Linked DNA regions of Homo sapiens: all the other regions are linked to region 1. A link is a contact called in ENCODE Hi-C or POLR2A ChIA-PET data. All regions are on one chromosome and are shown on one strand. The core of a region is the stretch at or near the end of the contact, and the rest is flanking DNA. Distances in the headings are between cores, read along the strand shown. Region 1 holds the start of PELP1-DT (PELP1 divergent transcript). Region 2 holds the start of NUP88 (nucleoporin 88). Region 3 holds the start of RABEP1 (rabaptin, RAB GTPase binding effector protein 1).

The links. A loop is a pair of places that touch in the nucleus more often than their neighbours do. ChIA-PET counts read pairs that join two places held with the same protein, here RNA polymerase II (POLR2A). Pooled maps may share reads with other maps.
Region 2: a pooled map shows a loop between it and region 1 (5-fold over the local background). The contact joins the promoter of NUP88 here to the promoter of PELP1-DT in region 1. A Hi-C loop is called at or near these places in 1 of 37 single-sample maps with no recorded cell type and 9 of 50 pooled maps. POLR2A ChIA-PET finds 5 or more read pairs at or near these places in 2 of 52 experiments (GM10248 and activated B cell).
Region 3: a pooled map shows a loop between it and region 1 (4-fold over the local background). The contact joins the promoter of RABEP1 here to the promoter of PELP1-DT in region 1. A Hi-C loop is called at or near these places in 1 of 168 maps with a recorded cell type or tissue (naive thymus-derived CD4-positive, alpha-beta T cell) and 8 of 50 pooled maps. POLR2A ChIA-PET finds 5 or more read pairs at or near these places in 4 of 52 experiments (H1, HEK293, K562 and 1 more).

Annotation. Positions count from the first base shown.
Region 1 is chr17:4,702,825-4,705,804 of GRCh38, forward strand. PELP1-DT (PELP1 divergent transcript) reads left to right here and starts at 1,406. Exons shown (of 2, transcript NR_103482.1): 1 at 1,406-1,546; 2 at 2,375-2,705. PELP1 (proline, glutamate and leucine rich protein 1) reads right to left here and starts at 1,313. Exons shown (of 17, transcript NM_014389.3): 1 at 1,039-1,313. The coding sequence starts at 1,287. It also overlaps the pseudogene RPS12P29.
Region 2 is chr17:5,418,151-5,421,130 of GRCh38, forward strand. NUP88 (nucleoporin 88) reads right to left here and starts at 1,512. Exons shown (of 17, transcript NM_002532.6): 1 at 1,204-1,512. The coding sequence starts at 1,500. It overlaps RPAIN (RPA interacting protein), which reads left to right and starts at 2,032. Exons shown (of 7, transcript NM_001033002.4): 1 at 2,032-2,141. The coding sequence starts at 2,061. RefSeq lists enhancers at 874-1,513, 1,149-1,686, 1,687-2,224, 1,954-2,073, 2,084-2,303.
Region 3 is chr17:5,280,909-5,283,888 of GRCh38, forward strand. RABEP1 (rabaptin, RAB GTPase binding effector protein 1) reads left to right here and starts at 1,376. Exons shown (of 18, transcript NM_004703.6): 1 at 1,376-1,612. The coding sequence starts at 1,579. RefSeq lists a silencer at 1,096-1,815.

The DNA.
Region 1 (2,980 bases), core at 156-2,655:
AGATAGGAGATTGTTATAAGGAGCAGCTATTATGGGCTAGAAATATGCCTTCTTAGAATCAGTGCCTTCACCCGGACAAGATGGTGGGGGTTCAAGCTAGAATGGGAGCAATGAGAAAGATGGAAAAGAGTGGACAGATCTGAAAACTACTCAAAGGATAAAATCAACAGGACTTGACAGATTGCTTATGGAGGTGTATGAAGAAGAGTTTAGAATTACTTGAGTGTCTAGCTTGCAGAACTGAATGGTTATCAGATTCCATTCTTATAGAAGTCCAAAGGCTCCTAACCCGGCCTAAAACGCTCTGCATGACCCGACCACTGCCTACCCATCTCACCAGTCTCATCTGTACCCACTCTCTTCCCCTCCACATCTGAGCCCCAGGAACGATGCCCTTCTTTCCAGTTCCTTCCTACCACAGGGTCTTCCCACATGAGCTCTCCTCTGACTGAACAGCCCCTCCCATATTTTTTCCCTACCCAACCCCTATTCATCCTTAGGGTCTCAGCTTAAACGCCGGTTTCTTTGGAAAAATCTCTGCCAGTCTTCAGATAAGGTTAGAGACCCCTGATATTCAATTCTCATCTTGTTTCGCAGCATTTTGTGTATCGCCACCACGTCTGTAACCGGAGCGCCTAGTACAGTATCTGACCCTCAATAAGAGCTCGGTAAATGTTTATTGTTGAATGCGTCATTCAGTCAGTCGAAACAATCCCCGAAACAGATATTGCCAGAGGAAAAAGAGACTTTTAGATTATACAACTAGTGAGTGACCGGGCCTGGAACCTAATCGATTCCTGTGTGCCGACCAATAGCCTAACAACAGAAAAATAAGGCCCATTTTTCCCCTGGAGAAACTCATGGCCGATAAAGGAGAAATACGTGCATCCCGTCCGGACTGATACCTGGATCCCCTTTCTGCCCGCAGCTCTCCTTCCTTCAACCTCCCTATCGCACTTGCACTGCACCGTAATCCCGGCGCACAGGTGCCGCGCCATCCTCCCCACAGGGCCGCGGGCACGCGGGCCACGGACTCACCTGGGCCCCGCCCACCGACCCATGCAGCCGCAATAGGCACATGAGCCCGGGCAAATGTGGGGCCGAGCGGTTTGGGGGATGCACCGGAGCAACGGCAGACCCCGTTCGAGGTTGCAGCAAACCAGAAACACTCTCCAGCAGCAGCAGGCGGAGCCGCGGGCCCGAGCTCACTGCCGAGAGACCCCCGGTCCCGCCAGGAACCCCAGCCGCGGAGCCCGCAGAGGGCCCACTCAGAACGGCTGCCGCCATCTTCCCCCGGGTTCCAGTGGTGGCGTGGCGCGATGACGCAAACACACCGCGACGGCCGCCTACTGGGGAGGGGGCGTGGGGAGGGGGCTGCGGTCTTGCGCACTGAGTGAAGGCAGGCTGGACTCGCGGGCTCAAGCTGGGAAGGAGCATGCGCGGAGAGAGCAGCCTGGGCGCCGAGGCAGCGGGGTGCTCGGTTCCCGGAGTGATGGCGGATGAGGCTGCCTGTGAGCGTGTCCGAGGCGGTCCTGTGATGTTAAAGGTACACGTGGTCCGGACAAAAGGCGCCAAAGTCGGAACGATTTCCATTTAGCGGACGGAGTCTTGGGACATCTTCGCTGTAGGAATCAATAACTCTCATTTTTTTTTTTTGAGACGGAGTCTCGCTCTGTGGCCCAGGCTGGAGTGCAGTGGCGCGATCTCGGCTCACCGCAACCTCCACCTTCCAGGTTCAAGCGATTTCCCTGCCTCAGCCTCCCGAGTAGATGGGATTACAGTCGCGCGCCACCACGCCCGGCTAATTTTTTTTGTATTTTTGTAGAGATGGGGTTTCACCATGTTGGCCAGGATGGTCTTGAACTCCTGACCTCAGGTGTTCCGCCCGCCTTGGCCTCCCAAAGTGCTGAGATTACAGGCATGAGCCACCGCACCCTGCCTAGGAATCAGTAACGTGTGTGTGTGTGTACGCGCGCCAAAGATTTATTTCTTCATTTCTTGCATTTCAAGTACTCTTCGATGTCATCCTTGGCCTGAGACTCCTTGCCATAGTCCTTAACTACTACACAACTGCAACCAACCACTTTACGGGGTTTCCCCTCTCTGTCGATTTTTACAGAGCCCTACCCATTCTCCTAGTTTCTTGTTGTCATCAACCTTAATTAGGTTGATTTGGTGTTCAGCACAAAGGCCTCCACCAACTTGACATACATAGTAGGCTCATCATAGTTGGATGCAAGCACACAAAGATGGGCTTGGCGTTTGTCTAAGGCTTTGGCAGCTTCGCGAATTCCACGTGCTAGGTCATGGTGGATGAGAGCGGTCTTCAGCACCTCTTGTGAAGCAGTATTAACATCCATTACCCCTCCAGCAGCAATGCCTTCCTCGGCCGTGGCGGTGGGTTACAAGTGAAGCTGAATCTTGAAGGTACCCAAGCCTCCGCCTCCGCGCAACTCGGCAGCGGCAGGGAAAGAGAAGGAATCAATAACTCTCTAGGTAACTTGAAATCACAGACATTTTTAACTACATTTGCAACTTCAGAAATGATACAAGACGTGCGCCTTGCAAAAGCCAATTCAAACAGTACAGAAAGGCATAAAGTAAAAAGAAAAACTGCTCCTCCCCCGCAAAGCCCTGCCCCAGTAGCGTGTATACTTTCCTAATATTAGTCTATGCACAAGCACATAAATGAATATTTTACAAGATTGGGGTCTGCGTGTGGCTTGTTTTCACTCATGGCCTTCTTTATGCTGTTTTTTAAACTGTGGTATGAATGAAATGGGTGCACCATGATTTAATAATTCTATTGCTGAATTAATGCTTAAAGGCTGCTCCAGCTTTTTGCTAATGCAAACTGTAGTGAACACGCTAATACCTCTATGTTTATGTTTGTGTACTTTTGTGATTGTTAGATTCAAATCCAAGAGTCATCATTTTTCTTTTTTTGAGGAGTCTCTCTGTCGCCCAGGCTAGAGTGCAA
Region 2 (2,980 bases), core at 262-2,761, 720 kb after region 1:
AAAAAAAAGACACAAAATAATTATAAATAATTAAGTTATGATTATGTCAAATGCTACACAGCAGTATAGAATGTTATTAGAATACTGCGTGCTGCACATTTGGTAATTATTATTATTTTTTGAGACACAGTCTTGCTCTGTTGCCCAGGCTGTAGTGCAGGGGCGTGATCTCAGCTCACTGCAACCTCCTCCTCCCAGGTTCAAGCGATTCTCCTGCCTCAGGCACCTGAGTAGCTGGGATTACAAGGGCGCGCCACTACACCTGGCTAATTTTTGTATTTTTAGTAGAGACGGGGTTTCACCATGTTGGCCAGGCTGGTCTCGAATTCCTGACTTCAGGTGATCCACCTGCCTCTGCCTCCCAGTGTTGGGACTGCAGGCGTGAGCCACCGCGCCCGGCCTTCATAATTCTTTTTAACTGAAATTGGGTAAATAAGTAGACTGTAGACTCCTGCCCTATTTTCAAAACTGCAGAAGCATTGCTAGCGTCTTATTAAAATTAAATCACTTCTCGGTAACAAGAATTGGACCGGGCACACAACAGATGTCATACCTTAGAATGAGTACCAAGCTCTTTTTCATCTTTAAGAGAATCTGTGTATTACAAATAAACATTTCCATAAACCAATATTTGACCACGGCAAGTGTGTAATACTTTCTGGATCACACCCATTTTCACATGCTGTCGGCTAATCAAAAACAAAAATCCCCATTTTGGGTATGGCTTTATTTTCTAAAGCGGGCGTTACGGGGGTAAGAATTAACAGAGACTTCCTCCTCCATGTCAAGCATGAAGCGTGGTGCTTTGAAACCTGCAACCTGACTTGCTGTGCACAACGCAAGAGAAAGTTACGATCTAACCTATTATAAGCGTCACATCAGGAAACAGGTTTCTCTCGACGAAACTAAAAATAGCAACTCCGCCCACTCGTTCTCAACCCCTTTAGCCCGCTTTGTTTTTCTCCAGAGCACTCATCCGTCACTAGTATTTTTATTGAATATTCAATGACCCTTTCCTTCCTCCCAGGCCTCCAGGCCGTAAGCATCGAGAGAGCCTGAGTCCCCGCGACCGCGTATGGCAGCGTCGGAGTCAATCCGCTGGAACGCCTGCCACAAGATGAAAAACAGCCAAGAGGAGCAAGGAACAAAAAAGACTGGTTCCGATCCCGGTGAGGGTCACTTCCAAGATCGGCCTGGCATTACCTGGTACTGGGACAGGGCGGGCTCTTCGCCGCCGCCGCTGGGGCCCCGAAGGCGAACGACTAAGAAGGAGCTGTCTTCTCCGTCCCACAGGAAAAGCTCTCCGCCGAGGCCAAAGACCACGTTTCTCGTCAGCAACTGCGGCGGCGGCGACGAAGGCAACGACGAAGAAGCTGGTTTCTCAGCTTCGGTTGGACTCTGGTTTTTCAGTCCCTCCCGGAGCCGCAAGAACACGACGTGGTTAGGAAGCCAGGTCTGCCACAGCTCGCCGTCGCCCACCGGTCCCTCGGCGGCCGCCATCTTGGCCCAACTGCTCCCCTCACTCCAGTTGCTCAGCCCGCCGCTGAGCACAGCCAATCCGCGGCCGTCCACTCACTGTTTCGGCCAATCACCGAGCAGACGGCCCGGAAGCTCGAGAGGCTCGTGCCAGGTCGGGGGGCGAAGGCGAGGCCAGCCCACCAAGCAGGGGCGTCACCAAGGGAAAGCCAATCACCATTATTTCTGAAGCCCAAGGGGGCGGGACGAGAAGTCAACATAATGGTGGTGCTGCTGGAAATCTAGCACCTGGGGAGAGCCTGAGACTTGTGTATCTAATTGCCTATTGGACACCTCCATCTGGGTAAACCCAGGCATCCAGAACTTTCCCTCAAGACTTACCTCCCTCAGTGCAGGTCGGGCTGGCCTCACGCATTTCGCTTGGATGCCTAAATCTGTCTCCACGTGGGGCCGGTCGATAAAACAACACTTCCCAGAATACGCTGCGATCCATTCGCGGTCTGCACCCGGAAAGTACACCTCCCAGGGGTCTGTGCGCGCCTCCAGGGAACGGGTCTTGTGGCTTTGTCTCCCGCGAAGAGGAGATGGCGGAGTCGTTGAGGTCTCCGCGCCGCTCCCTGTACAAACTGGTGGGCTCGCCGCCTTGGAAAGAGGCTTTCCGGCAGGTGGGTATGGGGTTTGTGCAGTGGTCTACCCTAGATCGTCCCGGTGACCGCCGTCTTCCCTGCCTTCGCCTTAGCCCTGCTCCGTGGAGCAGGTGCCGCAGCGCGCCTGGTCTGGTCAAACCCAGGCCTGCTGACTGTAGAGTGTGGGATTAGCCCGGGTCGGTCAAGTCCTAGAAAGCCTTGTTTTTGGATTCGATTTTGTTTTGAATTTAAATTGTGGTCAGGACATCACCGTTTGCACCTCTGCAATAACACTACCTACTGTTGCTGCGGAGGTGGCCACCGAGAGAGGCACTTTGTCTACGTTCGTCTTGTGAGATAGAGATGATTTCTATTCTAGAGAGTAGTAAAATGAGGCTTAGAAGAGGGCTCCACCTCAGTTCTGGCCTCTTCTGAACACAGTGTGGTTATTAGTAAGTAATGTCCAAGAAAGTAACCCGACGCAAGAAAGATAGCAGATACAGCAGAGTTTCTCAGCCTTGACAATGGACATTTTGAGGGAGATATTTATATGTTGTGGAGGGTTGTTTAAGCCACGTCTCGGGCCTCCACCCACTAGATGCTAATAGTCCTATAACTAGAATTGTGACAACCAGAAATGTCTCCAAGCATTGCCAAATGTTCCTTGGGGGACAAAACCTCCCTGAGTTCAGAAACGCTGCTGTGCAGGAAGGCCGTTACCCAGCCATATCTAGAGTAGCAAGAATTTGGAAGGAATATAAATGTTCTGTAATAGGACATTGGATGCTGAGATATTATGCACACAACCATTAAGGAAACTGGCAAGCTAGAATAAAAAATATGGTTCTTTGTAAATACGTGTACAAAGCATTGTAATT
Region 3 (2,980 bases), core at 126-2,625, 580 kb after region 1:
TGCTGAGAATGATGGTTTCCAGCTTCATGCATGTCCCTGCAAAGGACATGAACTCATTCTTTATGCTTTCACTTTAGCTTCTTTTAGGGATGTCTAGACTCTGCCATAGAGAGAATGGATCTGGGAAAGAGACCACAGCTTCAGCCATCTGGAAAGGGAATTCTGGGGCCACAAGTATTCAGAACTTGGTCCTGAAGTGCCAAACCCTGTGGACTCCCTCATCCTGGGGTGGGATTGCTGGGTCTTAAAATGTACATAATTCCTGATGCTCCTCTCTGATTTCAAAATAGCTTTTTAGGCCGGGCGCGGTGGCTCACGCCTGTAATCCCAGCACTTTGGGAGGCTGAGGCAGGCGGATCACGAGGTCAAGGGTTTGAGACCAGCCTGACCAACATAGTGAAACCCCGTCTCTACTAAAAATACAAAAATTAGCCGGGTGTGGTGGCGTGCGCCTGTTGTCCCAGCTAGTCGGGAGGCTGAGGCAGGAGAATTGCTTGAACCCGGGAGGCAGAGGTTGCAGTGAGCCGAGATCGCACCATGGCACTCCAGCCTGGGTGTCAGAGTGAGACTCTATCTCCAAAAAAAAAAAAAAAGCTTTTTAAACTACCTCCTTGGCATGGGGCACTCCAGGTGTCGAAATCAGACGGGGAGTGGTGATTAGAGGGGAGTTCCTAAAGTATAGGGCCCAGGGGCCCAAGTATAAGGGCCACACTTTGTGTATATGATTTCTCCTTTCCTGCCATGAGTGCAGGGTCTGTACCTGGCTGTATCTCCAGCATCTATCACGACTGAAAACCCAAACGTATTTGCTGAATGGATAGTATACTGGCCTCTGCACCAGAAGACCTGGGGTCCAGGCCCAGTACTGTCGGAAACAGTTCTTCATACTTTATTACCTCGTTTAAACTTTTCTTAGCCATTATATTGATAAAAATTCCAAGAGGTGAAGTGACTCTCCCAAGGTCGCAAAGCTAGAAGAGGTAGAGGCTGGAACTGCACCCCGCCATCGGTCCTCCTCTCTTACTCATTTTTTTTTTTCCCCTCACTGTGCTGGGGTGGAGAACCGGGACCGGCACCTTCGAGAGGCCAGGCCTCTGCTGCAGCCCCTCTTCTCCAGCTCCGCTCGGCACTCAGCCTCCCCGCGCCGCTGGGTCAGGCGCCCAGCTCCGCCGAAACCCTCCCCTCCCGCCGCGCTCCCTCCGCGCTCCCTCCGCGCTCCCTCCGCGCTCCCTCCGCGCTCCCTCCGCGCTCCCTCCGCGCTCCCTCCGCGCTCCCTCCGCGCTCCCTCCGCGCTCCCGAGGCCCCGCCCCTCCCCTCGGGCCAACGTCACGTGCCGCCCCATCCCCCTGCGCCTGCGCACTGCTTATTTCCCGCTGTCAGGATGAGGAGGCGGAGGTCGGCGGTCGGGTCCGTCTCTGCCCGCGGCTGTGGCGGCGCCGGCGGATCCAGCCTTAGCGGTTTCTCTCTGGGCGGCGGCGGCGGCGGCTCGGTTGACGCCTCCTCCGCCAGCTGAGCCCGCGGGAGCCCAGGACGCCGCTTCCCCGCCCATCCCCGCTCCCCGAGGCCGGCCGCCTGGTCATGGCGCAGCCGGGCCCGGCTTCCCAGCCTGACGGTGAGGCGCCCACCATGGCAGGCGCGGCGGGCGCGGCCTGCCCGGCGTCGGCGTCGCGGGAGGATTTCGGGGCGGGCAGGCGGCGGCAAGGGCGCGCGCAGGCCCCGGGGGTGACCCCGCCGGGCGGAGGCGGGGGCGCGCGGGCTGCGGCGCGCGAGGGCGGCGCGGGCGCCCCGGCTGCCGTCGCTGGGGAGGGGGCGGGAGGCGCGGGTGCAGCGCTTGCGGGAGGGCAGAGGGAAGGGCGTGGGGAGGCTGCTGGGTAGCGTGGGGTAGTGTGGGGAGGGAGCGGTTCTGGGTAGCGGGGGACCGGCACGTGGGTTCTGCCCGTGGGGGAGGATGGAAATCGGGAACATGTGCTATATTCGTTAAAGAAAAAAAATCTTAGCTTAGGTAGTGTACCCTCCCTGCCGCCCCAATCCTTGCTATAGAACTCTTTGCACCCAGTTATGTGACCTGAAAGTAGTTGTGTACAGTAACTGGATTTAGTAGCATTCCCTGAATGGCAGTGTGGCTTAATGGTTAAGTGTTGGGGCCTGGGAGTCTAGAGGACCTGTATTCTTAACCAGCAAGCTCTGGGCTCATTTCTTAGCCTCGTTGAGCCTCAGTATTCTCACCCACGAATTAACCAAGAGGTTAATTCATGCCTTTATATTTTATCTATAAAAATAGCAACACGAATGTGTATATACAATAATAGTATTATGGAGGTATTAGGAATAATGAGAATAGTGTTTGAGAATGCTGAGGCCTACTTGCACTACTTGAAGATATTTGCTTGTGGAACTAAAAAAAAAAAAGTGAAGTCGAAGAAATGTGTCATTTATATTCTTGGAAGGAAAAAAGGGCCCCATCCTAAATAATCAAAGTTGGTTGTCAGAGCCCTTCGTGACCTTCTGGGAAATTGGACTAAGCTGTGCTTCACAGATTGACTACATGGTTCCAGGTTTTACCACCTAGAATAGATGTTTGGAAATAGTGTGCTTGGGCTTTTCCAAGGTCCCACTGTATCTAGTTGTGAAAGTACTTTCTGGTGTATTTCTATAATCAGCGTGTGTGCTTAGCATCTTTAAGTGTGAGTAGAGTAGAATGTTGGGAAAAGGGGCTTGGTACGGAGTAGGTACTTTAAAACTTGGCTTTCCTTGGGGTTGTCTCAAAATAACCTTTCGTGAAACCCTTACTTTTTATTTTTGCCTTTGGGGAACTTGAAACCATGTTATCAGATTTTAAGGTTCTGGCTGCTCTCTGGGAAATGTGCTTCAGAGCCTGTTAGCCTGTAGTTTTGGGTGTTGTTGCTTGCCTAAGGGGAGATGTCCAGTAAGCATTTAGACTTTTATAAGAACCTGCTTTGCTGTTTCTGTTCCAGGAGAA